Linked DNA regions of Mus musculus: regions 2, 3, 4 and 5 are each linked to region 1. The links are chromatin loops, found by intact Hi-C in ENCODE. Cell type or tissue: heart. All regions are shown on one strand.

The links. A loop is a pair of places that touch in the nucleus more often than their neighbours do. Peaks named below come from ENCODE experiments on the same cell type or tissue, not always from the same donor. Only the 100,000 strongest peaks of a DNase experiment are listed, where the experiment ranks them.
Region 2: a loop joins it to region 1, with 8 times the contacts of the local background. A loop is called at or near these places in 14 of 42 quality-filtered maps.
Region 3: it touches region 1 in a loop (4-fold over the local background); 8 of 42 quality-filtered maps call a loop at or near these places.
Region 4: a loop joins it to region 1, with 13 times the contacts of the local background. A loop is called at or near these places in 33 of 42 quality-filtered maps.
Region 5: it touches region 1 in a loop (11-fold over the local background); 19 of 42 quality-filtered maps call a loop at or near these places.

What each region holds. Positions count from the first base shown.
Region 1 is chr2:172,476,052-172,481,051 of GRCm38, forward strand. No RefSeq gene overlaps it. Among named protein-coding and RNA genes, the nearest start is that of Fam209, 6.0 kb to the left of the region's middle. In heart, CTCF peaks have their summits at 1,967 (motif pointing right) and 2,178; no DNase peak of the experiment used is centred here; H3K4me3 peaks cover 1,091 bases; H3K27ac peaks cover 1,670 bases.
Region 2 is chr2:172,823,156-172,828,155 of GRCm38, forward strand. No RefSeq gene overlaps it. Among named protein-coding and RNA genes, the nearest start is that of 1700055K11Rik, 35 kb to the right of the region's middle. In heart, CTCF peaks have their summits at 2,232 (motif pointing left) and 4,568 (motif pointing right); no DNase peak of the experiment used is centred here; H3K4me3 peaks cover 422 bases; H3K27me3 peaks cover 3,118 bases.
Region 3 is chr2:172,756,267-172,761,266 of GRCm38, forward strand. No RefSeq gene overlaps it. Among named protein-coding and RNA genes, the nearest start is that of Gm36156, 95 kb to the left of the region's middle. In heart, a CTCF peak has its summit at 2,451 (motif pointing left); no DNase peak of the experiment used is centred here; H3K27me3 peaks cover 4,928 bases.
Region 4 is chr2:172,771,368-172,776,367 of GRCm38, forward strand. No RefSeq gene overlaps it. Among named protein-coding and RNA genes, the nearest start is that of 1700055K11Rik, 86 kb to the right of the region's middle. In heart, a CTCF peak has its summit at 1,996 (motif pointing left); no DNase peak of the experiment used is centred here.
Region 5 is chr2:173,087,652-173,092,651 of GRCm38, forward strand. The region is part of intron 2 of Gm40011; the gene reads left to right. Among named protein-coding and RNA genes, the nearest start is that of Gm40011, 7.4 kb to the left of the region's middle. RefSeq lists an enhancer at 1-1,216. In heart, CTCF peaks have their summits at 28 and 2,031 (motif pointing left); a DNase peak (open chromatin) is centred at 2,020; H3K4me3 peaks cover 2,065 bases; H3K27ac peaks cover 2,157 bases.

The DNA.
Region 1 (5,000 bases):
GTTGTTTTAAGTCGTGAAGTTTCTGGTAATTTTCTTACGTAGCAATAGAAAATAAGTCCAATGTGTAGTGCATGCGAAGTGGGTTAAAGAGTTGTTTCCATCTGCTGCTTTTGATACACTCAACCCTGCCTTTCCCCTGGCCTCTGGTCCCAAGCCACAGAAATGAGGCCAAAGAAATAAACAGCAGAGGGCCGTGAGAAACTGTTCCTTGAGTCAAGATCACACATCTCACCCAAAGGAGCCCTTGACCCGCAGCAGTCTGCGCCTTATTCTGAAAATGGCAGATCCCAGAGCCGGGTGTGCAGCTCGAGCATCTGCCTTGTGTGTGTGATGCTAGGTTAGATCCCATGCTGCATAAACTGGGGTGTGGTGGTTCATGCCTGAGGAGACAAGAGGATCGGAGCTTCATCCATATAGGAAGGTCAAGGCCAGCCTAGGATATTATGAGCTCCCAGCTTAAAAGAAAGAAAGAAAGAAAGAGAGGGAGAGAGAGAGAGAAAGAAAGAAAGAAAGAAAGAAAGAAAGAAAGAAAGAAAGAAAGAAAGAAAGAAAACTTAGATTAGCAGAAAGTTACCAAGAGGCAAGCCCCCCACCCCCAACGCCCTTCATTTATCCTGTGGGTGACTTAAAGCACAGCAGCAAACCAGAAAATTGACATTAACCCAATATTGGTTGGTAGAACCCTGTGTTCTTTTGTACCAGTAATCTGTGGCACCATCTCCCGGGCCACATCCACGGCCACTTCCACTCCTACCTCGCTGCTGTAGCCTATGAGGCCAGTCTCCTCCTGGCTAAGCTGGCCCAGCTCATCCCTATCTTAGGACCTTTGAACTGCCCTTCCCCCAGCTGACATCTGATGTCTCCCCAGCTGACATCAATAGCCCTGTTGCCATTCTGGTCTCCCGTGTCAGCAGCAGCCCCAGCGAGGCCTTCCAGGAGTTAGCAGGAAGCCCTTCCATACCTCAGCATCGGCACGCTCTGCTCTGTCATCGTCTCTCCCCTGTGTGCAACCAGGCATCTCACTAGACTTCCTGCTCTCCTATTCCGTCTACAGCCAATGTGGAGAGGCTGGGGCTTGTAGCCAGAAGTGTGTCTTGGATCCTCAAAAAGTCCATAGCCCCCAGCTCCAGAACCCCGAGGGAACCCAAAGGGACCAGGGATTGTCTGTGGGTGGGCTGGGATGTTCTGACCACCAGGAGAGCTGAGTGCCTAAGATGTAACTCCACCCCTTTACCCTGCCTTGCAATAATGGAGGGGCACCTAGTTTGGGAAGATGGTCCCCTCTTTCTATCTCCCTCTCTCCCCCACTCCGCTCCCTCTCTCCCCCTCCCCCTCTTTCCCTCTCCCTCTCTCCTCCCCCTCCCCTTCTCCCTCCCCCACTCTTTCTCCCTCTCTCCTCCCCTCCCCCTCCCTCTCTCCTCCCCTCCCTCCTCCCACTCTCTCCCTCTCCCTCCTCCTCTCTTTCTCCCCACTGCTTCCCAGAATAGCCCTAAGGACAGCCAGTCTCTACAGTCTATTTTTTGTCCTGTGCCTTTTGCTCTGATCCGTGTGCCTGCCTTCTCACAGGAAGGCAAGTGTGCCTGCAGTTTCTCTTTCTTCACAGCCTTCCTAAGAACACATCTTGGTTTTCCCTCCGGCTTCAGGACAGACCATGTATGTGCAGGTGCCTCTGAATGTCCCACCACACCCATCTATAGGGAATCTCAGGGAGTTTCCAATCATTTGTAACCACAAACACCTCGTACGTGTCCGGGTTGGTTGAGTGTGAACCTCCAGGCAGCCTCTTGAGAGAGGGAACTCTGACAGACATTTCCACATTACCTCTAGAGGTAGTGTGCCTGTCTGCACTATCACCAGGAATATATGAATAGTTGTCTAATCAAGCATGGGGTTGCATGTCTGAAGACAGATTTGCTCGACACAGCAAAGTTCCTTTAGAGCCAGTGTATGAAGCATGAAGATCCTTATATGGCCACTAGGTGGCAGACAAAGCCCATTGGAACAAGAATGCAGTTTCCAAAGCCTGAGCTGGAATACTGGGGGGGGGGGGCTTTCACTTACAATCTTGTCATATGCAAAGTGAAGCTCACTGTCAGTTAACATAGAAGCCGGCATTGAACAGTGTAGACCTCTTGGCTTTATTTTGTTTTGAGACAAGGCCTGAAACAGGCTGGACTAGAACTCACTTTGTAGTTCAGATGACCCCTGGACCTGTGTGTGATCCTCCTGCCTCAGACTCCTGAATGGTAGAATCAGGTGTGGGTCACTACCCCTGGCTTCCACCTTTGATGGAGATAGAAGATCTCAAGCTGGCTGTGTAGCTGAGGATGGCCTTGAACTCTGAATCTCCTGCCTCTGCCTAAACAAGAGCAGGGGTTACAGGCATACCGCAAGCCAGGCTTCCATAGTTTATTAACAACCTGTATTTGCTCATGGGCTCAACAGATATACTGCTGTTTTAGATGATGTGAACAAGACAGAAGAGAAGACAAAACACCTACAGAAGGCTGGCATTCCGCTGGTGGGAAAGAGAGGCCGTAAGTAAATACGGAAGGGCTAAGTGGTCACTCTGAGGTGAGGTCCCGGGTGCCGCTGCCTGGGGTTAAAAAAGAGAAAATCCAAGCTGGGCGTGGTGGTGCATGCCTTTAATCCCGGCACTTGGGAGGCAGAGGAAGGCAGATTTCTGAGTTCGAGGCCAGCCTGGTCTACAAAGTGAGTTCCAGGACAGCCAGGGCTATACAGAGAAACCCTGTCTCCCCCCCCCCCCAAAAAAAAAAACCAAGAGAGAGAGAGAGAAAGAGAGAGAGAAAACCTGCAAGAAGCTGAGTGTATAGAACTTGCCTGGCAGTCCTCAGACTCTGGGCTCAGTACACATACACACACACACACACACACACACACACACATGAATTCTCAGCTGACAGTGTAGCTCGGTGGTAAGAATTCTCGCCTAACGCGTTTGAGGTCCTGGGTTCCAGCCCTAACAAAACCAACAAAAAATTAGTTTAAAATTTAAATTAAGGGCTGGAGAGACTGCACGATCCAGCGTTTGAGACTGGCCACTCTTCCAGAGGTCCTGAGTTCAATTCCCAGCAACCACCTGAGGGCTCACAACCATCTGCAATGGGATCCGATGGCTTTTCTGGTGCATCTGAGGTTAGCAACTGTGTACTCGTGTACATAAAATAAATAAATCTTTTTTTAAAATTAAATTTTTAAAATTAAATTAAAAAAAACAAAGCCGGGGGCTAGTGAGATGGCTCAGTGGGTAAGAGCACCCGACTGCTCTTCCAAAGGTCCAGAGTTCAAATCCCAGCAACCACATGGTGGCTCACAACCATCTGTAATGAGATCTGACTCCCTCTTCTGGAGTGTCTGAAGACAGCTACAGTGTATTTACATATAATAAATAAAATATTAAAAAAAAAAAAAGAAGAGAGGAAGGGCCAAGTAGCCCCTTTAAAAAAAAAAAGAAAGAAAGCCGGTGTCTTAATGTTTGCAACTGTCTCTGAGCCCACCCCTGCTTCAGCTGGCCCAGGCTGGCTCCTTGATGTCCTTTGTCCCATTGCAGTGAATAACTGCTCCCGGCACCCCCACCCCCCACCCCCCACCCGCAACAGTGAGCTAGATAGCTGCGGACTCTGGGCTCCTTATCCACAGACAGGAACCATGATCCTATCTGCTCCCTTCTCCAGCTTTTCTGGAATGGTTGACCTGGAAATAAAGACACAAGTGTCATATTCCAAGAGATTGACTCACTTCTGTCCCCAGACCCCATGGAGGAAGCATGAGCAGAAGGAATGGTGACTGGCACTGGGCCCTTGGGACTTAAATTCCCTGGGGTGTCACGGGTCAAGTGAAAACTGGAGAGACTTACCTAGAAGAGGGGCAGGGAGTGTGGAAGAGCAGATGGGTCGGACAGAGCCTGGAGACCAGGGCTCTGCTGCTGCAAACAGGACACTAAGCTCCCTGGCAGGACCTGATACACCAATGGGGCTCAGGGCTGGTGGCCTTGAAGCATCTGAACGCCCCATTTCTTCCTACAAGGTCACCTAAGCACCCTGACAATGCCCACTCAAATCAAGGCAAGGGGAGAGGCATTGGGTCTGCAGAGAGCTTTGAACTCCAGGAGGCCTGGGACTGGGGGTTCCTGCTTGGACCCTCTCAACCCCCAAGCCACTTCAGGTGATCTTGTCACTCCAGAGTCACCCTCTCTCACGGGTCCTCTCATTTCCCAATCAGACAGTCCTTCGCCTATTTGTTGTTCAAGAAGCTTTCAAGTTCTGTGGACCACGCCTGTAGCTCAGCCCAGGGGCAGACGGGGCAGGAGCAGCATGAGGGAGCCAGGGCTGCAAAGCAAGAGCACCCCAGTGTGTAAGCTGAGGGCTGAGCTGAGGAAACCGGTGGAGAGGACACAGGCAGGGTGCAGGGTACATGCAGCCTGCTGCAGACAGGATGGGGGTGGGGGGCTGAGGCTGCTGCTGCTGAGGGTACAACCACAGGGTTGGAGTAAGAAACCTCAGTGACTTGCTAGGACCAGAAAACAACCTGGCCACCTTGGAAGGCAGCGTGGAGAGTCCTCAGGAAGTTAAAAACAGAGAGCTGATCAGAAAGTGCCACGCAGAATCTCTCGTGTTTATCTTCAAGGACCCCTGAACTGTGGAGGCCAGGAAGATAGAAGGGACCCTTAACCATTTAAGGAGGGGAGGTAGATACCAGCACTGGAAGGTAAAGGCAGGTGGACTCAAAAACAAAACAAAACAGAAAATGACTTTTTGAGGCAGAGTTTTTCTAGTCTGAGGCTAACCTGGTCTACAGAGCATGTTTTAAGGGAGCCAGGGCTATACAGAGAAATCCTGTCTTGAAAAGAAAACCCGGGGCTGGTGAGATGGCTCAGTGGATAAGAGCACCCGACTGCTCTTCCAAAGGTCCGGAGTTCAAATCCCAGCAACCACATGGTGGCTCACAACCATCCGTAACGAGATCTGACTCCCTCTATT
Region 2 (5,000 bases), 350 kb after region 1:
TAATTAATTAAGCCTGTAATTACAGACCAATCTTTAAAAACGTAATTTGTAGTTTCTCTACAATACTCCTTCTAAATCTAACTTCTGATGTGGGCTAAATTATATTGGAGCCAATTTTTACTACATGGAGACTCGGGATAAACCAGGCTTCGTTGATGATTGATTGAAATACACTGTTTTCATATTTATTGCTTTAATAGCCGCGATCTCTCTGGAGCCCTGGATCTGGGCTAGGCAGGACTCTGCAGGCTTTATTGCCAGCTCTGGGATAGACCAGGAGGCCCCTCTGCCTGTGGGAAGTAACCTGCTCCAGGGCTGGAGTTCCCACCTGCACCTGGGTGTGCCTCAGGATTTTGGTGCAGCGGGGGCATCCTTCACACACTCCCGCAGCCTCTTTATTATCCATTTAGCGGTTGTTGTTCTTGTTGTTGATTCTTCTAAAAGCCACAGGGCCAAGTATAGCTTTCCCTTACAAGAGTTTTTAGGAGCTAGAGCTGGGGCTCGGCTGGTAGAGTGTTCACCTACTATGCACAAAGCCCTGCCTTTGATCCCCAACACAGCATAAACTGGGTATAATGGCACATGCCTTTAATCCCAGCCCTGAGGAGGTGAGGCAGGAGACTGGGGAGTTCAAGGTCAGCCTTAGCTACAGTTTCAGCTTGGAGTTGCACTGGTTCACAGGAGACCCTGTGTCAAAAGAAATGAACAAAGCCTCTGGGTTTGAGGAGTCTCTGCACACAGGATAAAGAGGCAGGGACCTTTAAAAAGAAAGCATCCAGGCCACAGGCGCTTGCCAAATGCTTCAGGCCAACTTTATTGACTTAGCCTAATAGGAAAAAAACGGGGCCATGGTGTTCTGGATTCCAGGGTAGCTTTAGCTTTGCTTTGTCCCCTGACTCCTGAAGTAAGGCCAGGCTAGGCACAGACTGCCTGGGGGGAAAGCTAAAAGAAAATGACTGGGGGGAAGGAGTCAAAAGAAAGCTGTGAGAGTCCAGCTACGCCTTCTCATCCCCCATGGAGAGCCAGCACCTCTGAACAAAAGAAGTCCACCAGAGCCCACCTCTCAGCTGCCCAGTGTGAATTTAGGTCACTTCCAGGAAATGGAGGACCACCACCAGCACTAACAACCCCGACCCTGCCCCCTACCCCTCCCATCTTCCCCCATCCCCACCCCTGCATTTCTGGACCCTTTAGCATAGTCCTGAGAACACGTGGATTTTTTTTTTTTCTCCAGAGCCCTCACCAGGGAAGCCTTCATTGGCTCCTCTTGGGAAGGAGGCCTTGCTTTGGGCAAACATCTGCCCAAAGGGTCTAACACAGGCCTTTCTGCCTAAAGATCTCCTTGTTTTGGATTTTCACCCCGGAGACAATTTTCTCATTAAGTGGCTAGTAATCGCTCGGGATTGCTCATCCTGACTCTGGGGAGGAGCTGCTCCGCTCCCAAAATACCTTTGAGTCACTGGGGTTTCTATCACCTTGCATAAACTTTGAATTATTCTTTGTGTTGAGAAGATTATTATTAAGAAACACGCCCTCGAGCGGTCTGTACTTGCCTTCCCGCTTCATTCGGCAAGCTCTGCTGTACAGGGCGGCTGCCGAGCTGCTCCCCAAGGCTTGCCCATGTGGCCCAGATGCAAAGACCCCAGGGCGGGGCTGCCTCAAGAGCCCAGACTGCCTTCCCATCCTGTCTTCCCTGACAACGCAGAGTTACAGCGAACTGTTCTCTTAGAACAGGATGCCAGCCCCCTCCCATCCTCAGGAGGGAACACTCAGCACCCCCTCCACCTCCCCCGATTTTTATTTATTTATTTATTTATTTTTAGTGTCTTAATATGTAGCCCAGGCTGGTCTTGAACTCGCATCCTTCCTCAGCCTTCCGAATGCTGGAATTATACGCATGTGCTATTACACCCAGCTGAACACGCGCGCGCGCGCGTGCGCGCGCACACACACACACCTTGCACACCTTGCCTCTACTTGATAGAACAGCGGTCTTAAGGACGCGGCTGACACTGCAGAGCCAGGGGCAGCAGGTTTTAATACTCTCTACCCATTCACACTTGCACCCCGAGCAGGCGTAAAGATAGACACTTTTACTGGGGAAGCGATTCTCCTACAAAAAACGCAAGGCGGTTAAAGCCTAGCCAGGTAGACGCCACAGAATTCCGTGCAAGTTCCAGCAGCTGGAGGCCCCGCTGGGATGGATGCGCGCTACTGCGGCCCCCTCTGCTGGCAGCCTCAAGGCTGCGCCTTCCGGGGAGGTGGCCAAGCAGGAGGCTGCACAGCCAAGCCCTCAGACCGGGTTTACAGCCATGGGATGTGAGATCCCAGCCACCATCCCACCATTTCCACAAAAGAGAAGGCGTTTCCAACAAAAACACAGGAGCGCACAACTGCAGAAAAGATCAGCCCACAGCCCGTGTGCAGGTCTTGGCAGTGATGGACAGCTCTGTACGGCATAACTGAGAGGTTATTAGACACCCAGAGAAAGTATAATGACCCCACCGCCCTGGGGTTCTGCACGGTTCTGCCTTACAGTATGCCTCAAGCACCACGCGAGACGTACGAACGTTAAAAGTTGGCTATTTATCGGAATTTACATTTATCTGAGTATTTAAAATATTTTGCCTATTTCTATATAGCGATGCTTTTTTTCTCTAGCCTCAGACTTCTAGACTCCATCTTGCTTGTGTTCAGTTACCTGGAACTCAAGGGCGGCTTGCTTCCAAGGACGAAACTTGATTGGTCCCCAACAGTCCTGAAAATCTATTGCTGGCCAGGGACTGGGTTAGAAAGATCACGTGACATAGTTCTGGCCAATGAGACTTGAGGAAATCTGCATCTTTTGGCGCCCGAGAGAAAGCGGTGCGTCAAGTGAAAGGAACACGGCTTTCTTCCTGCCTGAACCGGGCTGAACATGTTATATGTAACCACCTTGCAACCAGGACGGATGCCTGGGATGTGAAGGAAATATGTGAGAATAGCAGAGTAGAAAGATGCATCCCCCCCCCCACCCCACCCTTGGCTCCTGAACCTTCGAGTTGTGGCGGGTCCTGGAGGCACTGCTAACTGGAGTTAGCAAGGACTAAAGTGGTGCCTTCTCCTCCTCGCTCCTTCCACGCCAAACACAGCCCAGGGACAGGGAGGTCTCCTTGGCCTCTTCCAAGAGGAGCATCCGAGCTTATGTGTCTTGCTGAGGGACTGCGTCCCACGCCTTAATGTCAGGCTGCCTGTAGCAGATGTGTGTCCCTAGGGCCATGTCTCATGGTGGAGGAGCCGACTAATGTAAGACCAGCTGGTGGTTTTCACCCTGGCAGAAACCTCCCAGAGTGCCAGGGGTCCCAGGTCCCTGTTACGGACGTTTCCTGTTTACCGACATTCTGATTGGCGACTAGGTTGAGCTGATTGGCCTCCTGGCCAGCAGCTCAGGACAGTGTCTCAATTGATTGTAATTGTGTCATTGGGGGCAAAAGAGTGCATTGTGACTGAAGGGGGTGTGGCCAGTGCTCATACTAAAAGGAATCCAACTCCAGAATCCTTCCCCAGGGACCTGGGACAAATGACCTCAATTCTTTTAGTCTCCAGTTCTGTCCTTGGAGGGTCTGGGACCGTCAGGATAGTTGCCAGGGCTCTTGTCTGATGTGAACATAAGAGGATGGTGTGCCTCATGGTCCTGGCAGCCAATGGTGTGACACAAGTCAAGACAGAAGGCTGAGGGGCCTGCCTGATGAAGAGGCCCCAGCTCAGACAGGTGAGAACCTAAGGGCTGATTTCTCCTCCTTGTCCATGTCCCCTCTCCCTCAAGGGCTGTCCTCTTGCATGGGGAGAGCCTTCTGCTACGCCAAGCCAAGTACGTAGATACAAAGGCAGGTGGCACAGACATTGTGGCACAGGTCTGAAGTCCCAGCATTCAAGAGGCTGAAGCAGGAGGGTACCTGTGAGTTTAATGCTAGCTTGTTCTAGAGAGTGAGACCCTGTCTCTAAATAGAAGAAAAGAAAGGAGGAAGGGAGAGGGGAGGGGAGGAGGGAGGGAGGGAAGGAGGGCAGCAAAGGCTGGTTTCGTTCAGAGATTCCTCAGACACAGCCAGGGTCACCGTTCCCTCTGACTGCCCATGGAGCAGAGAAGCCTGTAGTCATTCTACGGCTTGTGGCTCCCAGCAGCTCCTGGAGCAGCAGCCTTCCAGGTGGGACCCGGCCTGAGTTTCTACACAGCCATCCATGCCTGATAGCCCTGTTCTACCATCGGGACAAAAGGGACTTGGCCTTGGCCTCAGAGGGCCAGCGTCCTCCCAGGAACTCAGGATCTCCACCTTGAAGGACTATTCTCTGTCCCCAAGTGAATGGGGACCACTGGAGTCCACTCAGCTGACACCAGTTCTCAGCCAGTGCCATGTGAGGTTAATTTCCTGGACAGTTGAAGGTGCAGTTCTCAGGGTGGGGTGCAGTTCCCATTAAGAGGGACCACACCCGAGCGGCTGAGTGTTTTGGCTTGAATGTGGCAGGAGCACCCTCCCCACTCAGGCTCCTCCTGTGTTAGAACACTTGGACCCCAGCAGGGGGCAGTGTTGGAAGGTTGTAGAACCTTCACAGCGGAGGCCGTGGGTAGCCTTCATTAGTGCCAAGAACAAACACCCAGCAAGGATTCCTGCCACACAGAGCCTCCCTGCCACGCCTCGCCTACAGGCCAGACTCTAACCCCTGGACAGAGAGCCAGGGTAAACCCACTTCTTGTTTCTGTCAGGTGTGTTGTTGTCATAGCAACGAAAAAGGGTAAATAATGCAAATAGTGACAGCCAGTCAAGCCCTGGGGATGGGGTGGCCCATGCTGGGTGCCCTACCAGTGGCTGCTGGGTGTCCAAATGCATGACCAACACCAGAGTGGAAACTGAACAGCAAAACCTGGGTGCCCAGTGTGGCCACCCCTAGCCCCTCAGAAAGCAGGCTCTCAAGGGTCATCAGAGCTGGGTGTGGTGACAAACAGTTTTCTTCCCAGTGCTCCA
Region 3 (5,000 bases), 280 kb after region 1:
GGGCTGCATCTGAAGGGCCAGTAGGGGCTTCTGATTCCAAAACCCTTAACCCTTCACTACCCCTCACACCGTTGCCCAGCTACCTGCCCTCCCCTGAGACACGGGCAAATTGAAATGGCTGACTCCTTATCATCAGAAACAGCGCCCCCCTCCCAAGTGTTCGGCCAGATTTAAAAGGCTGAGAAGGCAGCCCTGGTTTGAACAGAAGTGAGCCCTGCCACCACTGAGGGAATAAAGCCATGGGAACATGGTTCCTAGAAGCCTGGGACTGTCCTCATGCCCAGCCTCTGTGGGCCACACAGACAGCACCCCCCCTGGAGCCAGCCTGGGCCTCCCCAGTTCCCCGTCGGCTGAGGATAAAACGGGAATAATACTACTAATGATGGCAAATACTTGAGACATCGGGTTTCTTTTCAGAACACTCCCACGGGCTCAGCTGGCTGAGAAGGCCAGCTCTTTCAAGGCTGGAAACGAGGCTTTGAGCGTGCCAAGGGCTCTGTGCCTGTGTGCTGGGCAAAGCTGAGGGCTGGCTGCATTTAGCGTGAGCTCTAAAGCACCTCCTCTGGTTTCCAGGATTTGCAGAAATGCCAGCTTCAAGGGACAGCTCAGACTTTAGGGAGTCACCCTCAGATACAGGGGAGAGCTAGTCTCTAGGCAGCTATGACCAGGACTGGCAGAAACAGGAACGCCTAAGCTGTCGTTCCAGCACACACTTCCTCCTCACCAGGCTCTGGGCAGGGACTATAGACCCCTCACTGAGATGTCACCCTAGGGAAATGCAGTCACCCAGGACCTCCATCTACATGCTGCAGAAGATAACGTGCCAGAGACACCCATTTGTCGCCTGTCTCTTCTGTGTAGTTCACCATGGGCAGCCTCCTTATTATGCAGTAATGGAATCCTCCTTAGGGGGTCCTTGGAGTAGCCTTCGTCTTCCGACACTAGAACCAGAGGCAGGGGTGGGGCTGCAGTGTTTCCTGGTGTGTTAACTATCAGGATTCAATTTGTCTTGTGACAAAGAAGAGGGAGTCTGTTTGAAAAGGTGACCCCCCACCCCCACCCATAGGATGACCACTGCCCAGGCGTGAGACTGGGACCAGAGACCCCTGAGAGTGTGTGCAGGGGTTGGGGGTGGGGAGCTTTGAAATCTGGATCTGTGACTCAGGTAACTTTGGCTCCTCCCCCGCCTGGGGCGGGAACTCAGTAGTTCCCAAATGTGATCAGATCTGAATTCTCAGGGCTGGATGGGGAGCCTCTCCAGCCTCTGTGTTTCTGTCTTCCTTAGAGCTTGCCCTTGATTTCCTGGGTCCTTCATTCTCTAACCAGAAGGCAGGCGGCTGACAGACTGAATGGAACCCCAGGACCTGTCTGTAAGCTGTATGGATGGCTATGTATTGATGAGCCAATTAATGACAGAAAAGGGCTGAGTCCCGAGAATCTGCTTCCTTCAGTGGTGACTTGGTCATCGTGCACCAACCATTATCAGCACTTTCTCAATCTGAGGGCGTGACAGACAGTGGGCCAAGGGGCTTATGGGAAACAAGCTGCATGCTTCTCTCTTGTAGGACAAGCTGGATGGCCAGCATTATCTAGGATGTTGCCACAGTGCTCTGGGGTGCTAATCTAATGGCACACTGAAAAACAAGTGTTCCATGCCAGGGACTTAACCCACCAGACCAATCTGTTACCCTGAGCCTTCCACATCCATCAGACCCCAGAGCTACTTACTGTTTTCACTGTCCCCATTTCGCAGATGAGAAAACGAAGGCTCTGAGATGCTGCTGCCTTGCTCAGCTGCACCCCTGGCTGTGGCTGGAGTTCTCTTTAAATGACAGTTGCATCTGAAACCTACTGTTCCCAATTGTCCCCAACTGTCTCCACAAACCCAGAGTTTCTGCTAGAAGGAATGAAATCCCACAGGAAGTCCTGAGTTCCTGATGCAGAGGCTGCCTGGCCTTCCCGAAGGTTTAGTCTGTTGGCTTACTGTCACTTATTTTGAGACAAGGTCTCCCACTGAAAGCACAATTCCCAGAAGTGTAGATTGCCCCCGCCCCCCTCCAGCAAGCCCCTGAGATGTTCTTGTCTCTACCCCATACCTCAGAGCTGAGATTAGAGGCATACTCTGGTTTCCATGTCAGAGCCTGGGATCCACACTCAGGTTCTCGAGCTTAGGGAAAAGGATTTTCCCTGCAGAGCAACTCCCCAGCCCTGGTTTTCTTTGCACATTTGCAGAATGACCTGAAGGGACGTGTGAAAAGTCGACTTTGTCTTTAATTTCTAAGGCTCTCAGCCTCCAATGGGAGACCTGTGTCCTCTCCCACTTGTGGGAGACCCAGCAAAGCCATCCCATTCCAAGATGTGAATGGACCTTGGAGCCACTCCCCACCCCCACCACTCCCAAGCACAGCCATTCAGTGCCTCTCCCTGGGCAGGGGAACGCTGCCCTCTTCTGGTCCAAGCGGACAGGCACGGCCAAGGCCAGCCTCCAGCACTTCATGAGCCGCCTGCAGTAGGTGGAAAGATTGCCTTCTTCCCTCAAATGGATTCACAGGGCCCCTGCAGGCAGAAAGTTCATCCGACCATTGCACAATTCTAGGTGCTGCAGGGTACGGGCTGTTTGCGGCAGAGAGGCCCTAAGAGTTTGGGTTTGAGGAGACTAAACTGAGCCAGCCTCCGGAGCTGGCCCAATATGTCTGGGAGGCAGGATGGGGAGGTAGGAGGACTCCCACCCCAGCTAGAAGGTGAGGTAGGGCACTTTCTTGGTGCTCCCTGCCCAATTTTAGAAGCTCTCATCTGTGCTCAGGAACTCGGCAGGAGCACCCAGCTGTCTGGTCCAGGTCTCTTCTTTGAGAAGCTGCGTGAGACAGGACATCTTGGCCCAGCCTGCTTCCGCTCCTCCCCACTGCAGAGTAGAGTGGCTTTTCTGACTGGCTTCCAGGGAGCCTGTCTGAAGGGCAGCTGTGAGGAGCGGAGGGAGAGAAAGTGGCGTAGGGCTTCCCTGGGACTTGTGACCCTGATTTGGCTTGAGCTAAAGCCAGAAAGTGCTTGCCTGAGAAATCCAGGTCCTACCTCCCAAAGATCAGATAGACACCAACGTGGGTTGGAGCACCAAAGGTCCCATGGGACTGGGGTAAGAACATGCGAGCTGACAGGCCGAACGACATGGTGGGGAAGGGCATGGGGAACAGACATGGGGATCTGGAGGGAAAGGGCCATGCGATCCGGTCGTGTCTGTTCTCCTCAGCTCTGATGTGGCTACGCAGCCACTGTCCTCAACCCAGGACCATAGTCTGTCCACCCACTCCCTCCACCTGTGTCTGTGCCAGCAGCCTGTGAGTGCCATGCACCAGGCACATGGCCCCTAGGAGGCCATCCTGGTGCCAGCCAGGCCCAGCACAGCAGGGCCCAGCAATCTTTGTGGATGGTCGTGGGAATGCGGCCAGGGGTCAGGAGAGATGTGGCCTGCCACTTTAGGCTCTTCCTCCAGTGGGCCTGATGGCCAGTTTCAAGAGCAAGACAAATAATAGGCTTGTAGGTCTAGCCTGAGGACATTGTACCCAATGACAACCCCTGTCATTTCCCTCCCTGAGGAGATGGAGTGACATGTTGGCCCCCAGAGGTGAGGAGCCAAGGGGCTCCAGGATATAACCTAACTGGGCCCCCTATTTGGCATCAAAACATCCCACATATGATCATCCCAAGGAAACTAAGGATTATCGCCAGATGATTATAGCCAGATATCTAAGCTTTGGTCACAGATGTCAAAACTCTGCTTCTGTGTTCCTGGCACACTGGAGGTGGGGCTACAGGGGGCATAGGTTTCATAGGAGTAACCAAGTCCCTGTCCCCATAGGTCTTCCAGTCCTCAGGGGACACAGGAAGCCCAAAATCCTTGTGTCAGAAGTCAATCAGAAGTACTGGGACCGAGTGAACCCTGGGCCCAAGGGCCTCTGGGAACTGAGATGTGACTCTAAAACCAGGAATGAGGAAAAGGGTGAGCAGCCTCGGTGACGTGTGCGCAAACGGTATGTGCAAAGGTCCTGAGGCTAATTCTGGGGGAATATTTACTTTTCTGACGGAGGCAGACAGTGATACCGATCCTCCCTTGTGCTCTGGGGTGATGCTGAGATGTCATCTTCCATCCCTCCAGGGAACTCCAATCCTACGGAACTGCCAAAATGGTCCCTGCAGCCATCTCCTTCCAGACCCCTGACCTGTGGGAAACGGGCTTTTATTTGGCAATGTGACACACTCATATAAGAACCAGTGTGAAAAGGCTGAAGTCAACCGGCCAGGGATGAGCTGTCCTGTGTCTGTCTGTAAGTTCCGGTGTAACTGAAAGCTCTGTCTGTGCCCCATTATATACCACAGGGGTCAGAGGAAGCCCGTGAGGGGGCATCCCTATCCTGACCCCATCCCTGCACTGACTGCCCCCCTACCTCCCCAGAGAGACCAAGCAGGGCGATACCCAGGGAGCTAACAGGGATCAAGTTCTCTCTGGCTTTGCATCTCCTGGCTCATAGGCCGTGCAGCTCAGTGTTCAGCCTCCTGGGGTCACTTGCTTGTGTCCCAGTGACTCATCAGAAATACCTGGTCGTCAGGAGACTCCCAGGTAGAGAGAGCTAGCAAGAAGCCTTTGCAGGCTGAGAGTCTCTCAGCAGGGCTCTGTCTGGCCTAATTACCCTGGGACAGTCCCTCCCAAGCAGAGAAACTTCTATAATTCAGGTAATAAAATACCTCTTTGAATTTCCTCTAAGCCCATAGTGATTATGACAATAAAACACGCAGTCCTCGGTGGAGACTTTCACCACAATGGCTCCAGGCCTGAGGTTAATAAATGGTAATTAGTCGCCTCAGCGGCAGCCCTTTACGAAGCTCCCAACATGGAAACTGAGGCAAAATGAGGTCAAGGACCTGGCCTGAGGTTATAGCTTCTCATACTGCACCCCCAACTCCAGCCCTGCCAGGAGGCTCTGGACAGTCAACCCCTGCCACGCCCA
Region 4 (5,000 bases), 300 kb after region 1:
GCCAACCTCTGCTCTCTGTACATTGGAGACGTGGTCATGGCACCCTTTAAAGGTTGTAGGGACTTCTTTGGGATCCAAGTTCTGGGGTCACCACCAAGTTGCTGGCTGTTGGCTCAGCTGAAACTTCCAGGCCTGGGATCTGTCTGTCTATCCGAGTTTACCAAGACCACACTGTGTGTGCGCGCACACACACACAAGCGAAGCTCCGTGTGGCTGTACAACTGAATGCCCAGCCTCTCTCACCCAGTAGAGCAGAGGCTCCCATCAGCCGGCACCACAGCCAAGTCTGCCTAGAGGATGTTTTCTCTGTCTTGCAAAATACTTGTAAAGGATTGAGTCTGACCTGATTCCAAAGGCCAGGTGCTTTTCTTCGGTGTGTTGTGGGTGCGGCCACTCGTGTGTGCATCTGTGTGTCTCTGCATATGTATCAGTATGTGTCCATGTGCTTCTGTGTGTGTGCATGCATACCACCTGTGTGAGGTCAGAGACAACTTTTGGACGGCAGTCCCCTCCCTGGCAGCAGTTGAACCCAGGAGAGACACCAACATAGGAAACCTGGATGATGTGCAGGTTATTTGGAGCCTCTGATTAGCGTGGCTTTCAGAACTGCACCCTGTCTGTCACACAGCCTTTCTGGGTGACATTTTTCTCTAGGAAGAAGCTTTTCCTGTCCTCTCTGCCTTCTGTGGAGACTGAGCTCTGGGACCTCCCTCTCAGCCTGTAGCCAAGCAAGGAAGAGCCATGTCAGGGTGGTAGGCGAATGTTATCAAGACGCTGCCTACCCAGGCCTGACAAGTCTCCAGCCTGGCAAGTCTCATGGGAAGTCTTTAGGGCCAGGAACTCACCCGGCTCAAAGACGACAGAGCAAAGTGGCCTTTGCTATTCCCAACTGTTGGGTCACCACAATTGAGAAAGTCATCTCTTCACTTCATACTTTCCTAGAAAGTCTGCAGCTTCCCAGGGCAGGATGAGGCTGCCCAGCAACGAGACGCAGAGTCTGTGTGAGCTCCATCCTAGCATCACCTCCATCAAGGCCAGTGACCTTGGGTCTGGCCTTCCACATCTGCAGAGTAGTGGTCACCTGTGCCTGCCTCGCAGAGGCTGAGAGTTCACACCTACCCACTTTCCTAGCTGTGTCTACCAGGTATGTGTGCCCCCAGGTGTGTGTGTGTGTGTGTGTGTGTACCCAGGAATGGTGCTCACCTGAGTGACAGAAGCCAGCCAGACCTCAACTGGTCAAGCACGTGTCCCAGACAAACAATCCAGAAGAAACACTCAGTCACCATCAGCTGTAAGGAGAGGAGATGGAACTCGGGACCCCTCCTCTGGCTTGTGGACAGGCTGCAGCTGAAGGAGGCATAGAGCTAATTGGAGACTCCAGAACCAAAGGGAAGTGTCCAAGGTACATGACAGCTTGGTAGCTTGGTGGCAACTGGGGACATGGATAGTATCTGACTTTCTAATGCTAAGAAGTGGCTAATCTCTGAGGTGTGTGTGTGTGTGTGTGTGTGTGTTAACTCAGCCCCGGCAGTGGCCTCCTACACAGGAGAAGCTGCCTCAAGGCTGCCCTTTGGCTACAGTCCTTTCCACCCATTTCTTCTTTAGGGAGTTGCTGTGTGTCAGGCCCTCGGTCCCATCACTGGAAGTCAGGTGATGGTGTCTCCCACTGTCTGTCTGCCCACCTCTGCCCATCGGTTTGTCCACAGCAGCGAGCAGGCACCCAAGGGTGTTGGCTCTAGGAAACAGAAAGGCACCTCTAGATTCACTCATGATGTTCATTTCCACAGTGAATGCACGTTCTCTGGGCATCTGCTCTGTGCCATTGTAGTGTCTTGCCATAGTCACCACTTGGTAAGATGGGGGAACTGTTATTTTTTAAGTCAGGAAACACTATGTGACCACTGGTTTGTATAGTCTGAGGGTCATGCCAACCCTCTGCCTCTCAAGTCCTTTTAAGGAAAACGACAGGGCACCTTTCTGTGCGCCACCTGGTGGCAAGAATTGTCATTACACCAGCCAGGAGATTCTCCTGCCCCAGAACAGACCATTGACCTGTCCTGAGGGAGGGTGGCTCTTCCAGCTCATTCATTGATCAGGTCTGTGTGTCTTCAGAGGTTACACTCAGAACTTTCCATGGCTGGCAATCTTGGCCAGAATGGTTTCTGTGGAGGCCCAGAGCTTTTCACCCAGCTCAGCAGGGCCCTGAACACCCCAGGACAGGCCTCAGGAAGATAAGCCTGCCCTTGGCTTCCTGGCATAGGACAAGTGCTAGGTAATTCTGCATGTTCTTGTCTGACTTCAGTCATGGAAAACATGCCTTCTGGGCTCCCTTCAGACACGGCTTCAGTGAAGAGGAGTCTGGACTAATGATTAGAGACAACCCATTACCAGAGGGGAGCCCGTTGAGGGAGAGCTGTGTTGTTATAATCAGGAACAGGTGACCAGAGAGCGATGGGATAGGATTGTCTTCGGCCTCATCCTGTGTGGTTTGGGCGTGTAGGTGTAGCTACAACCGCTCTGTGCTTCTTTACTGTAGATACTGGAGGCAGTGCATCTGGGCTCTGAGGAGAGTCTGTCAGGGGCTCGGGAGCAGCATGCCTCCATGGAGATATGAAAGGAAGTTCATGGAAGCCAGTGAGCAGAGCAGTGGGGCTGAGTGCCATGTGCTGTGTGGAGCCCCTGACATCACCACCACCTCCTGATGCAGACTCCATTTCTGAGGAAGCTGAGGCCCAGGGGGATGAAGCGACTTGCCCAAGGCCACATGGCTTGTGAAGTTCAAAAGTGAGACCAGAGCACAGATCTATCCAGTTTGAATGGTTTTTTAAGAGTTTAAAGAGATATATGGGTGCTCCTGGGGCTGGATGTCACAGTCTGCAGAGTTTGGACACTGCTCTAGGTCCAGTCTGTCCCCATTACCGGCCCCTGGAGCTGTCTCTGCTCTTCTAGAGCCTGCCGTGGCCCTCAAGTCTCCCTCTGGTGGCCCTCCTCACTGTAGTCAAGTCTGAAGGGAGCCCAGAAGGCATGTTTTCCATGACTGAAGTCAGACAAGAACATGCGGAACTACCTAGCACCTGTCCTATGCCAGGGGGCCAAGGGCAGGCTTATCTTCCTGAGGCCTGTCCCGGGGCTCAGGGCCCTGCTGAGCTGGGCGAAGAGCTCTGGGCCTCCACAGCCACCATCCTGGTTTCTATAACCAGACTTCTATAGCTAGCACTCTGGAGTGGGAGCTCCTGTCCTACCTGGCTGCAAAGGAGTCTGGGAGTGTAAACACCCTGTAAGAAGAGACACCCAGGCTGGCAAGGACATCTCAGACATGCGATGCCAGAGGACCATCTTCCTAGGGATATTAACCTGAACTCAGCCAACATCAGACACCAGATGGCCCATGTGCCAGCACCGCTTGACTTGGGATGGGGTGACATGGTGATACAGCCCAGGTGATGCAACAGTACCTGTGTCACTATGCGACATCATGGTATAACCAGCCCACTTCACATATGCCCAGGACCCCAGGGGCCTCCAGAAGGGCAACACCGTCTGCCCAGAGCATCTTCCATATGTTAGCAGTAGTGTTTTGAGGCATGGTCTCCCATGTACCCAGCCTGGTCTGGAGCTTGAGAGATGGTTGCCTCTGCCTCACGGGTGTAAGGGCTGTTTGCATGGGCCATGGTGTCCAGGCTACAAAATCTATCTTGTAGCCAAGCACTGCTCTCAGTGAATAACTGTCTGTGGGCTACGTAGAGAGCACTGGGCATCTGTCCGTGGGTGTAGATCACAGCTATGGAGCACCAGTCCCAAATCCTCACCTGGCTTCCATGGAAAGCACTTAGCTTCCACAAAACATGTGTGGCTTCCCGAGGACACAGGGGGCTCCCAAGGGACTCAGGTGACCTTTTTAATACGTGGAAGAATTGATGGACGAACCGTCTCAAGCCGCACACCAAGGGACCTCTCTCTCTCTCTCTCTCTCTCTCTCTCTCTCTCTCTCTCTCTCTCTCTCTCTCTCTCTCTCTCTCAGGTTTTCTTCTTTCAAGTGAAGCTACTGGGGGGTCTTTGTCACCCCACTTCATAAAGATGGGTGGGTGTCAGGATTGGGCTTGGGATGAGCCCAGGTGTCTAGTGAAAACCTTGGGCCACCTTTTTTGGTGTTCATTCCCACAGGTCCTTACTAGACATCGTCCCCTAATTGCTCCCCTTATGAAATATTCATTGTCGTGTGTTGCACGTGTGTCTTGGCTTTACACAGAAGTAAGATTCACTCACCCTCTCCAACAAATTCTCCTTCTGGGGAGACACAGGCTGTCACATCAACCCTCTGAGTCAGCCCTCCTGGAGAACCTTCTGGAAGCATCAATTCTTGTCCTTGGGTTTGGAACTGGGAAGAGTACACCCTGGGACTCTGCACCGTGCCTGTCAAGGGTCTCAGGTGACTCCGGTAAACAGAGACATTTCTGAGACAGTGTGGTCTCTTTAATTCCCTCCCCAGGGACATGGCTGTGCTGTGAGCGACCCTCACAGGCAGTCAAGACCACTGAGGCCTTGTTGTAGATCCCGTGGGTCAGGATGCTGGCTTCTGTTGCTTACCAGCGGTAGCCTGCTGTCTCTGACAATTGTCTCTGGCCTGCAGAAACAGTGGCTTCTTGGATGGTTGGGGACATGTTTGTGACAGGACAGAGTAGCACCTAAGGCCCTTCTGGACACAGAAGAGGAACATTCTAGATCTGTGTTTTTCAGGAAACAGGCCCCTAGGCCACTGCAGCATCCTGTTTCATATTTCTGAGCACCAGGTTTTGGTAGACCCTCAAGGATCTGTCTTTAGCAGGTTCATGACAGAGCTGTATTGCTTGCCCAAGCTCCATACTTTGGAGAGCAAGACCCCAGCTGGGTCAGTTCCTCAGCGGGCAGTGGAGGCAGTGTGACAGATCTCAGCCCACACCATTCTTCATCCTCCTGTCATTTTGTATCTGCTGGTGTGCTTAGTGTCACTCCTGGTGAGT
Region 5 (5,000 bases), 610 kb after region 1:
GCTGCTGCTGACAGGGCTCTGCTGCCGCTGCTGGGGAAGCCTGGGGATGCTGAGCAGCCAGAGAGAATCAAGACACCGTCACCCCTGAGCTCCAGCCAGCCCTGGGAACGGCAAAGCTAACACAATATGCATGTCCACCAGAGCCTGGCAGGTGACCAGACAGGGGTGGGGTGAGGGTGAAGATGAGGCTGCAGGGCAGTGTGGGGAGAAGAGGGGGACATGCCACATTTATGTTGCCAAAGTTAGTGTGTACTTCATCTGAAATTAGAACACTGGAGACAGAAAAAGTTCAAATACTCCAAGACCATAGACTAATTTATTATGTCTGTCTGTCTGTCTGTCTGTCTCTGACTGTCTGTTTCTTCTCTGTCTCTCTCTCTCTCTGTCTCTCTCTCTCTGTCTCTCTCTCTCCTAGACAGATAATAGACAAATTATCTGACTACATAGTCTTTTTCCATCTGGTAGATATCTTTAACCTCCATGTTGTCAATATTCACAGACACACGCTGAATATTCAAAGACACAGCCTCCATTTGGGGAAGGGCCTTTCCACCCAGCAAGAGGTTCAAGGGTCCAGGAGCCCCCAGGAAAGGCCTTGGCTCCTCTCAATGTTTCTGCCTCTGGTTCTTATTGTCACGGGTGCTGGGGATGGGACCAGCATAAGCTAAGCTAAGCAGGCATGCTCTCTACCACTGAGCTACCCCCACTCCCAGGTCTACATTACTCCTTTTCACAGTTCAGGCCTTAGAATAGAATCACTGTTTGAGAAATCTTAATCACGTTTGGATTGCTCTGCACGCTTGCAGCCATTAACCAGAAATGATGAGTACAGCAGGCCACCCTCTAAGCTCAGTTGCCTCTAAGAGAAATATTTAAAAAAATTTTTTTTAGATTTATTTTTATTTTATGTGTGTATTTTGCTTGCCTGGGTATCTATTCACTATTCGTGTGCCTGGTGCCTGTGGAAGTCGGAGGAGGGCCTCAGATCCCTCGGAACCGGAGGCAGTTGTGAGCTGCTATGTGGATGCTTGGAATTGAACCTGGGTTCTCTGGAAGAACAGGCAATGCTCTAAACAATGGAGACATCTCTCCAGCCCCCAAGAGAGCTATTTTACCAGAGCTGTTTGTATGACATCTCCTGGCCACAGGAGACTTTTGTGGCACTTTCTGTGGTGTCCAGCACAGCGGGCCTCCTGTTCTGTCCTCTGCTCAGGGTGGAAGCAGAGGCAGGCACACCATTTGAAACACTAGGTTGTGCAGGTTGCAGAGATGATTGGTGGTGACCGTGTTTATGACAGCCATGCCTTGGGAATGTGGGGCGGCTGGTGTGAGCATCTCACACCAGGTACTCACTACAAATCAACTTCTACGAAAGGCTGGGGCGAGGGAGTGTGAGCGGAGATGAGCACCACACTCCAAGTCATTCGCTGTCGTCGGTATGTTTCACTTGCCTTAGAGACAAAACCAGGACCACTGATAGGACCAGCCTGAGGCCTGTCATGGGCATCAGAAGAGATGAGCGTTCATTCGGGAGACCAGACCTAGGAAAAAACCTGTTCTTGCCACTTTCCAAAAGTGAGCCATCATGACATGGATGCCACCAATGGACCTCGATGTCAGCTGTAGAGGTTATCACGATGTAAAGCATGCTTTCTGTTGGTCTCTCTCTCTCTCTCTCTCTCTCTCTCTCTCTCTCTCTCTCTCTCTCTCTCTCTCTCTCTCTCTCTCTCTCTCGTTTTAACGGTCTTTGTAGGAGAATGCTGTCATCAACCTAAGTTACAAGGGGATATACTGTCTCCTGGCAAAACAGGCGTGAGCTGGGGCAGAGGTGAATCTCCAAGTCTCTAAAGGAAGTCCTTCCCAGGTAGCTCCCCTAACCTGCCACCCTCATCAACAAATTCTCCTCGGGTACAACACAAGGTAAGCTGCCAAGATTGAGTCCGGACTTTGTGTGTTTATGGAAGTGCCTTGAATCACCAGTACCAGTGTTTGAGAAGTTGACGCCTGCCCTCTGGTGGGCACTAGATGCACTGCAGCTGTGTTAGAGCCCAGTGCATTGGAATCTGCCACCCTTCAGCAACTGTGTGCTGCGCTCTCCTCCTGGATGGGGTTTGTCATAGAACAGAGTCAACATTCCAGCCAAACTTTGCTGTCCGATCCAAAAGTCTGCTTATAAGGAGATTTTTGACTGCTCTTTAGAGACCTACGAGGCTTGCTTTTTTTTTTTTTTTTTTTTTTTTTTTTTTATTTTGAGACAAGGTCTCATATAGTCCAAGTTGGCTTTGAACTCACTATGTAGCTAAGAATGACTGTGAACTCCCAAGCCTCTTGTCTCCCCAATGCTGGGATTACAAACCCTGCACCACTGCATGCAGTTTATTCTGTGCTGGGATCAAACACAGGGCTTCATGCTAGACAACCACTTTCCTGACTGAGGGACGGCCTCGCCCCAGCCTCTTAGGTTAGCATCCTAAGAACATGTTCTTTCCCTTGCATGCTCTTTAAAAAGGCTTATTTTTATTTCATGTGTGAGTGTTTTGCCTACATGTATGTGTGCGTACACTGTCCCCGGAGGCAAGAAGAGGGCGTCAGATGCCCTGCAACTGGAGTTACTAACAGTTGTGAGCTGCTGTGTGCCTGCTGGGAGCTGGACCTAGGTCCTCTGCATGGGCCAACAGTGCTCTATAACCACTGAGCCACCTCTCCAGCCTCATTTGTTCTTAAACTAAGAGTGTTAAAGTGCTGTGAAGTGCACAGAAGAGCTCCCACTGTGGTACTTCTTCTTTTCAAAAGATCTATTTATTTAATGTATGTCTTCAGACGCACCAGAAGAGGGCATTGGATCGCATTCCAGATGGTTGTAAGCCACCAGGTGGTTGCTGGGAATTGAACTTGGAATCGCTGGAAGAGAAGCCAGTGCTCTTAACCTCTGAGCCACCTCTCCAGCTCCCATGGTACTTCTTTAAAACTACAATGATTTGTGTGCACGTATAGCACTCATGTGTGTCAAGGTATGCATGTGGGCTCAGAGGACAAGTGTCAGGATGGCTTCAGTTCTCTCCTGGGGATTGAACTCAAGTCATTAAGGCTTGGCAGCAAGCACCTTTTACCTGCTGACCCATATTGCTGGCCCCACAATGGCTAAATATACAGTTAGTTTAGAGGTGTTCAGAGTGTCGCACTGTTGAGTAGCCTTCATGGCCTTTCTAAGTCTTCATGCTGAATAACGGTTCAATGGGTGTTGCAATGTCCTCATTAAACGCTATTCCTCTGTGCTCCCGCCCCTGCTGCCCTCTGTTCTCCTGTCCTTCCCAAGGATGCTGACTCCCCTGGGAGCTCCCACCACACCGCCCAGCAGAGCTCAGTGTTCACCTAGGCTGGAGAGCACTTGCTCTTTCAGGGCTGCATAGTGAGCCGTTGCACATATGGTCCACATTCTATTTTTCTCCTCGCCCACTGATGGGGTCTTGCTTCAGTGTGGGCATACACGACTCTCTCAGAAACCCCAGTCCCAGTTTGGTTGGGAGCCCAGCAGCGAGCTGTGGAACCACGTTGGCATTTCACTTGAATGTTCTGGGGAAATGTGCCTTCCCAAAACACCGCCTAGATGTTTCCACCCACAGAACACAGGGCACCAGGTCCTCTGAATTTCTCACTACACAGAGGTGACACCTTGTGTGTGCATGCCTCTGCACGTGCACGAGTGTGGAGGTCAGAGGTCGACACAGAGTGCCTAACCCAACCGCTCTATACCTTAGATTTTCAACACAGGGTGAGTACTGAACCTGGGACCCACGGAGTCAGCTATGTCAGATCCAACTGTCTCTGCCCCGAGGTACAGGTTACAGATGCCTGCTGGCACACCTTGCCTTCCACTTGGGTACCAGGGAGCCAAGGTCCTCCTGCTTGTGCAGAAGACACTTGCCACCCCACCCTCCGATATTAAATTGTTCCAAAAAATGTGTGTGTTTGTATGTGTGTAAGTGTATGTGTGTGGTGTGTATGAATGTGTCTGTGTGTGTGTATGAGTGTATGAATGTGTGTGTGAATGTATGTGTGTGGTGTGTATATGTGTGTGTGTATGAGAGTGTGTGGGTGTATGAATGTATGTCTCTCTGTGTGTTTGTGTGTCTGTGTGTGTGAATGTATGTGTGTGGTGTATATGAATGTGTGTCTGTGTGTGTATGAGTGTGTGTGTGTATGAATGTGTGTCTGTGTTTGTGTATGAATGTGTGTCTGTGTGTGTATGAGTGTGTGTGTCTGTGTGTATGAGTGTGTGCATGAATGTGTCTGTGTGTGTGTATGAGTGTGTGTGTCTGTGTGTGTGTATGAATGTGTGTCTGTGTGTGTGTATGAGTGTGTGTGTCTGTGTGTATGAATGTGTGTCTGTGTATGTATGAGTGTGTGTGTCTGTGTGTGTGTATGAATGTGTGTCTCTGTGTGTGTATGAGTGTGTGTCTGTGTGTGTGTATGAGTGTGTGTGTGTGTATGACACCACTATGTACAAGTAAAGGGCAACTTAGCAGAAGTTCATTCTTTTTTTCCCCGATGTGGGTCATGGGAATCGAACTCAGGTCATCAGGCTAGCCAGCAAATGCTTTTACTCACTGAGCCATCTTACTGGCCCAACAAGGCATTAAAAACAAAGGTTTTGTTTTGTCTTGTTATTTTTTTTTTTGTTTCTGTTTTTTAAACTAGTTGGTCATGATAGCACATGCCTTTAACCTCAGCACTCGGGAAGCAGAGGCAGGTGGATCTCCTGAGTTAGAGGCCAGCCTGGTGTACACAGTGAGTTCTAGGACAGCGAGGACTGCCCAGAGAAATCCTGCCTTAAAAAACAATAATAATGTCAGATCTCCTGGAGTTAGAGTTGGTCGTGAGCTGCCCAACATGTGTGCTGGGAGCCCAACTCAGGTCCTCTTCAAGAGTGGTATGTACTCTTAACTGCTGAGCCATCTCTCCAGCCCCCCAGGACATTTTAAAGACCATAATTATCTGGG